Regions from separate parts of the Homo sapiens genome. Here region 1 is linked to region 2. A link is a contact called in ENCODE Hi-C or POLR2A ChIA-PET data. All regions are on one chromosome and are shown on one strand. Each heading gives the region's core, a stretch centred on a gene start or an enhancer-like site at or near the end of the contact. The rest is flanking DNA. Distances are from core to core; before and after follow the strand shown. Region 1 overlaps COL5A1 (collagen type V alpha 1 chain). Region 2 overlaps COL5A1 (collagen type V alpha 1 chain).

Region 1 (3,620 bases), core at 209-2,708, 45 kb before region 2:
CACAGGTGGCCTGAGACAGCGGAGGTGGATCCTACAGAAAGCACCAGTGGATGCTAAGGAGACAGCAGGGCTGGGTAGATGCGGGTCTTGGACCGAGGACCTAGAAGGGTGACAGTGTCCTGTGTCAGTGCAGGTGCACCAGAGCCCCCACCCCGGGAGTTGCTCTGAGCCGCAATGGCAGGCGCACTGGCCAGGCAGCAGCAGGGACTTGGGCCAGGACTCGGGAGGGGCAGGCACACACTGCCTCCGAGAAGCCCTGGCAGAGGGACACCTGGCCTATCCATGCTGCCTGGCCAGTGATGGAGGCACAGAGACGACATAGCAGGGTGCCTGGGGCTGCCCGAGGCGGTGGAGTGCCCTGCCCTGCCCAGGTGCACACATCACATCCATCTCATGTCCGAAGTCAGAGTTGGCCCAGCCAGCCCCCCAAATGTGCCCCTCTGGGCAGCTTCCAAGGCGGGGAAAGCCCTCCCTCCCCGGACACCTCCCCAGTCCTCTCACAGGGGAACGCAGCTCATCCAGCAGAGGCTGAGCAGCAGGGCCCAGGGAAGGTCTGGCGAGGTGGGTTTTCCCAGCTCCGCAGCCCTCCCCCGACCAGGAGGAAAGGTCCTCAGCAGAATCCCCTCACGTCCCGGAGCCGCCAGCCGCACACAGCTCAGCACCCAGTCTCGCCCGCCTGTGTGCCGGGAAGTCTGCTCATCTTCACGGTTGCGCTTCCCTCCCCTGGGGCTTCCCCGGCTGCCCAGTGATGGGCTGCGGGCTCCAGAGCTGCCCTAGACCCAAGCCTGAGTCCTACCTGCTGTGTCCCACAGGCAGCCCAGGCAGCCGTCAGCAAGCCAGTGAGCAACAAGGTAGTTCTGGAAGGATCCAGAGGCTCCAAAGGCCCCAGCCTGGGAAGTTACAGCAAACGTGGACCTGGGCCTCTAACAAAGCCCTTGCTCTCCCCTTCGAGGCCCTAACACTGAAGGGCCTGACGCCCTGGGGGACGTTCCCACTCACAGGAATCCCAGGGCTCCTCTGTTCCCACTCACAGGAATCCCAGGGTGCCTCCGTGGATGGCTGAGAAAGGCCCACTCAGCACAGGCCCCACTCCTGCCCCGGGGAGAGTGAAATTCCAGAAAGAACATGTCAGTGGAAAAGCCAGGCCCCTGGAAAAAGGGAATCAGGGATTAGGTAAACCGCTCGGTGTTTTTCAAAGGCTGAAATGAAGGCAGACAGATGGAGGACCGTTAGAGCTTGGAGCCGACGCCATCACTTTCCCGCCAGCACCCAGGGGTTTTGCAGGGAGAGCTGGAGTTTATAGTCTGTTTGGTCTTGTTGCCCCTTGAAACCTTCAACAGCTTAAAAGCACATTTGGCTCCTGGCCCAGAACTCGCTGGCCGGCTGTCCCCCGGGGCAGTTCTCATCCCCTCCACGGCCCCCCTCCTGGTCATAGCTCACCCACAGAGGAGGGGCCTTCCACGGCAGGCCTCAAGGCAGAGGCACCCCAGGCCCCCTCTTAGTCCCGCCTCCCAGCCTCCCTGACGTGGCTCACTGGGCCAGCTCAGGGCCCATAGATGAGGTGAGACTCTAGAGAGGTGCATGGAGCCCTCCGGATCAGCAGCCAGGTAGCCCCGTGCTGCCCGCCACAGGCTGGGGAAGGTGCTGGGACAGGGGCTAGGCGGGTCCAGGTCACCTGTCACACACGGGAGGGACACTCTTGGGCCCTCTGCCCTTGCTAACAGCTTATGCTGGCTCTTCCTGGAAGGTTCCAGAGTTTCACAGACCCCATGGGCCAGGGGACTCCAGGGTCCTCAGGGCCTGTGCGGGGAGGGCTAGGAGAACAGAATGCCAGGCGGGGGCCCACAGTGCTGTCAGGCCAGCCTGAGTCCAGTCTCCTGCCACTGGTCCCCGGGATCCCTTCCAGGCTGGGGACAGTTGTGTCATGATTTCCGAGGTCCCAATCTGCTGTCATGTTGCTGAGTGACCTTAGGCAAGTGACTCAACCTCCCTGGTGCTGGCTTCCCAAGCTATGAAGTGGCAGCAAGACTCTCTTCTTCCAGGGCACAGTGGGGGTGGGCCCTGGCTGCTCTCCCATCCGCCTTCTCCTTGCCTGTGAAGATAACTCACACATCCCCACCTTCTGCAGGATGCCCCATGCTCACCCTGGCCACTGAGGCCATGTTTCTGAAAACACAAAGCTCGTTCCTGACTATGCCCTGGATAAAAAGACCTTCCTGCACTGGGGGGAGCCCAGCCCCTCTGCCTTCCCCTTCCTGCACGGTGGTCCTGGGCCTGCCCAGCACCTCTGGAAACCTGGGGCTTAGGGAGCAATGCCCTGAGTCCTCCTCTGACACCAGTGCTGGCCCCAGGGCACCGGCACATCCAGAAGGGACAAGACTTGGGATGAGAACTTCCCAGGACAATGTCCCAGGCAGCTCCGGCATACTCGCCCTGGGAACAGGCAGCATGAGAGGGCTTGGCCATCCCACCCCATCCTAGGAGACACAGCCCATGCCAGGGGGATCTCCTGCCAGCTCCACAGGGGCACTCTGCCAGGGGAGGAGGACAGGGGCCTGCGAACCCAAACCTTGCTGAGGGGCTGCTGTGATGGCAGGTGCAGGTACGGGCAGGAGGCGCCCCGGAGCACTCGCCCTAGCTGGGGCTGGCGGGACCCTCAGCCAGTTCTTTCCCCATGGACCTCTCAGCGGCTCCATCCTCCTGAAGGCCCAGGGGTCTCATCTTTATGGCAGGACTCACAGCATCTAATTCATAAGGGGAGTCCAGAAAAGCTGAGAAAAGGGACAGCTCATGACAGTGCCACTGTGGACGATGGGCCACCTCTGGCCCATTGTCACTGGCAGATGACCACTGACAATGGGCCAGAGAGCAGCTCTCACCGCCAAAGACCCAGGACAAGGTGGTTCCCTGCGGCCCTTGGAGGTACTCACATCTAACACAGATTTGATCTCACCAACCCAAAATCCGACAGCGTTGGCCCTATCGCCCCATTTTACAGATGAGGACACGGGGCTCCAAGTCACCAGCAGGGAAGGAAGTCCAAGGCTGGGGGGACCTGCCGGCAGAATGCCCTCCATGCCCATCACTTCCTCCGTACGTGGCTCTGTGAGGGACAGCAGTGTCCCACCTCCCCTGCATGGCAAGGCTGCCCCACTAGAACCAGACTCAGGGGCTGGGAGGCAGTGAGGGCCTGGTCTGCAGGCGCAGGGGGCTGCTGACACGGCCAAAGCCACACACTCAGGCTCCGCGTCTATACCCAGGGAGGCTGCGGGCACAGCACCAGCCGTTAGCCCTGGCCTTGCACTGCAGGAGACACATGTGTCTTGGCCCTGAGAGTCTCTATCTCCCTCTGTCCCTCAAGGGCGCATCACTTTGGACAAAGGGGGCCTCTGTGGGGCCACAGACACCCCAGGAAAAACCCCCAGTCCCTGTTTAAACGAACTCTCTTAGAGTTTGGTGAATCCTTGTTCAGTATAACTCTAAACACAGAACAGATTGGCTTTGAATGAGCGGAAGTTGTCCTTCCAGGGGAAGATTGGGGCTGCTGGAGGAATATGTCTCAACAGTGCCAGCCCCTCATTTTTAGAGCCTTCTAGAGCAGCCAAGCGACTGAGATGGGA
Region 2 (3,483 bases), core at 415-2,914:
CCCAAGATGTTCCCTTCCCCCTGGAGAGCCCAAGAAGGCCTCTAGCACCCTCCGGTGGTGGCAGCTCTGGTGACCCGCCACAGCAAGCTTCCTCAACACCCCTGCCCTTGCAGTATCAAAAAGGGGGAGCCACCCCAATATCCAATAGGCGACACTTTAAATTAGACTTTTGACAGCTGTCGTGAATGAAAGAGAATGCCTGCACTCTAATGTGGCATGACAAAGTCCAAGTCCAAGTCCTCAGGGCAGAGGCCTAGGGATGGTCTAGGCGTTCCCCATCCGCCACCACAACGCATTTCCCTCTGTACTTTCTTCTCTGTATTCATAATCTGGGTTTGGGAGAATCTGGGTTTACAGTCATTTTTATTTTCTTCTTTATACTTTTTGGTGTTTTCCAAAATGACTATAATGAAATGTATTATTTTCATTAAAAATAGATATTAAAGAAGGAACTGGAGGAGGAGGAAAATGCTCAAGTGACATTTATCCTCCCCCCTCAAGTGCCCATGGCCTCCCAGCCCTGCCAGGTTGGCCAGGGCGGCCTCCTTGCACCTCCCCAGCAGACTCCCGAGGCCTCTGAACACCTGGGCCACACTCCCTCCCCCAGCCCCAGCCCTTCACCCTCTTAGGCTATCAGGACAGTATGGGGACAGCAGAGAGGAGAAGTGTGCTACGTTCTGGGACAGGCCCCCGGCCACCACACACTGACTCCAGGATGAGGAGCCCAGGTGTTCAAAGCCTCAGGGCCAGCCCAGGTCAGGCCAGGCATCCTCTCTTCTTTCTTGGCCCACACGGCCCTCCTTCCAGATAGGGGCTGCGTCCGATGGATGCACCCAGCACAGCAACGTGCAGAGAACAGTTGTTCAGGAAACGTCGAACTTCATTTTGAGAACATGGTCTCTTCAACCACCCCCTCAGCAAAGCCACCCACAGGGCCTTTGACATCGTACATGCTCACAGAAATGTGTGGCGAGTTGAATGCAAAGGCAGTATTTTTAGTAAATTTCCAAACATGGAGGCTCACAGAGCAGGCAGTAGCTGTGCAGCAAACACTCATCGGTCTCTGCTAACGAGGCAGATGAGGTTCTACTATAGCTAACAGCCCCAGGTTTAGAGTGACCAACTCTGGTGCAGAACTTGCGGCCCGAGGAAGATGTAATTAACAACAGATTCAGAGCATCGCTTTGCAGCCCAGAGGGTTTCATGCGAGTTAGCCCGTCCCCATCCAAGCTGGCAGCCGTCCATGTCCCCACCTCACTCTAGAGCTGTGAAAGCTGAGGCCGGGAGAGAGATCAGAGGAGAGATATGGGCTGCAGAGCATGAGGGTGGAGAACAACCCCCAGAGGCCCTTCCATCTGGGCTGCTCTCTTAAATCAACCCTCACTTCTACCCTCAGCCTCCCATCACCCAAGGAGCGCGGAATGTCCCCACTGGAGAGATTCAAAGTCCTTGGCAGGCAGCACTGGGCATCTACGTAGGGGTCAGGAAGGGTGCTGGGGAGGCCTAGGCCAGCTCCACTGGCACCGGCAGGCCTGAAAACACAGGCTTCAGAGCTTCCCAGGCTGTTAGGAAAGTCAAAGTGGAAAAGAAGGAGGCAGCCGGACTGGGCTGGAAACCAGCTGAGTTGTCAGAGAAGAATGTGCGAAGCCCTCAGCTTGACATATCCCAGGGAGGGTAGCTGCCCTGAGCGGCCTGGAAGTCAGGGCCCTGCCTGGGGGCAGTTATGTGCTGGCCGCGTACACGACTGCAGAGATCAGATCAGGAAATATTTTCACAAGTGACTAGAAAGAGACCAGACTACCCTCCTTCAGAGGAATTTTTTTTTTTTTTTTTTTTTGGCCAAGATATTGACCAGGCATCACATTTTATGGAGAAAGGCACATACTTAGAGCCCAGTAATTTCATTTGGGCTTAAACTCAGCACAGGGAGGGCTGGATTACGGAAGCCAACAGACAGGCACAGAGTCAGGTTCCCGCCTCTGCGTGAGTAACCGCCCCAGAGAAGGCGGCTTTCAGCATGGAGCACTCACAACACTGGCATCCGTGTCCAGTTGAATGCCATCCTGGGACTCGCCTTAGCATCCTAGAGAACAGAAGCCGCTGGAGGGAAGGGCTGGAAAGGGAAGAAGCGGTCGGAGGAACAGCGAGGTTGGCACTGCTTAAGGAATTCTGGAGCACAGCTGGAAGAGCTCCTGGGAGTCATTTATAGGGTGAGATGATTGATCCCAGAATTAAAGACATTTAGGTTGAAAGGGCCTGGAGAGATTACAGCTAAGAAGGTGCTGGGTGACATCTGGGAAAACTCTCAGGAAGATGCAGTGGGCTGGGCAGGGTTGCATGGGGAGGGGGGTATGGGTGCAGCACAGAGGGGACACTGGCGTCTAAGAGAGCCACCAAGTCTCAGCTCTGCTCCCTATTGGCCAAGTCAACTGGGCACGTCCTCACAGAGTCAGGAGAACCGTACTGACCTCACAGGACTGGTGGGTGGAGTGAAAGTCACCGACAGAAAGCAGTTGGTGCTGGGAGCCATCAGCCCATCCGTCAGCATCTGCCCACAGGACTGGAGGCTCCTGTACCTCACACACACGCCCTGCTGCAAACTGGTCATCTGCTTGGGGACCCCTTGAAAGATCTGGGGTGGTGCAAACAGCTGTGTGAAGCTCAGCAACACATGGCTGAGCCCAGATTAATGTCAGATGTGGGACAATTAGTGAATCCCTGATCCCAAAGATCCCAATCCAAGGAAGGCTGATGGGCAGCTTCCCTGGATGCAGCACCGAGAATAGTGTCCCCGACACTTCCCCAACCAAACTCCCCAGGCCACCCTAGGCAACTCTCGGCTTCCTCTCCCACCCAGCCTCTTTGGGGTCAGCAAACCCAGCATACCCCACCTCTGCCAGCCAGTGGTGGGTGTGGTAAGCTGAGATCACTCTTCTGGTACCTTCCATCCTCCCCTAAAAGAACCCAGGTGCATGGTTCACAGCTTCTAACATCTGCTCTCCACCCCACTTCAGAGAGCTACTTCAAAACATAGCAATTCTCTGGGCTGGTCAGCACCCTCTGAGTTTACAAAGCACTCACAATTCAACCCAGTGACCATTCACTGAGCACCTCACAGTGGCAGGCACTCTGAGATGCAAGAAGAACTCAAAGAGACCTTGCCTGTTTCTATAGAGATCTAAACTGTGCCTCCTTAGATGCTCACCACAAATCTATGAGGTAGAGAGACATCATCAGCTCCATTTTACACATGAAGAAACTGAGGCACAGAAGAAAGTTATGGTTTTGAGGTCGCACCATGAGTACTCTAGTACAACCCAGGCCAAGCCTAGGTTTTCACAATGTCTAGTAGAGCTGGGATGCAATACCCTCCTTAACCTCCAGGGGCACCACTCCCACCACTGGTCTCTAGCTAGACACTGAAGTTTGAGGCTTTGATGTCATGAGCATGAACTAGGGCTTTGGGTTACCACTGTTTACAGT

The links. Hi-C counts contacts between places; a loop is a spot of excess contacts on that map. ChIA-PET counts read pairs that join two places held with the same protein, here RNA polymerase II (POLR2A). Pooled maps may share reads with other maps.
Region 1: POLR2A ChIA-PET joins it to region 2 with 14 read pairs in AG04449. The contact joins two enhancer-like sites. A Hi-C loop is called at or near these places in 1 of 168 maps with a recorded cell type or tissue (chondrocyte) and 2 of 50 pooled maps. POLR2A ChIA-PET finds 5 or more read pairs at or near these places in 1 of 52 experiments (AG04449).

The regions. Positions count from the first base shown.
Region 1 is chr9:134,704,954-134,708,573 of GRCh38, reverse strand. All of the region lies in intron 4 of COL5A1 (collagen type V alpha 1 chain), which reads right to left. Among named protein-coding and RNA genes, the nearest start is that of COL5A1-AS1, 54 kb to the right of the region's middle. RefSeq lists an enhancer at 1-273. Within about 2 kb of position 1,458, at least 17 of the 41 ENCODE cell types and tissues checked have a DNase peak (open chromatin) inside an H3K27ac peak, as active enhancers do.
Region 2 is chr9:134,660,497-134,663,979 of GRCh38, reverse strand. All of the region lies in intron 1 of COL5A1 (collagen type V alpha 1 chain), which reads right to left. Among named protein-coding and RNA genes, the nearest start is that of COL5A1-AS1, 9.4 kb to the right of the region's middle. Within about 2 kb of position 1,664, at least 16 of the 41 ENCODE cell types and tissues checked have a DNase peak (open chromatin) inside an H3K27ac peak, as active enhancers do.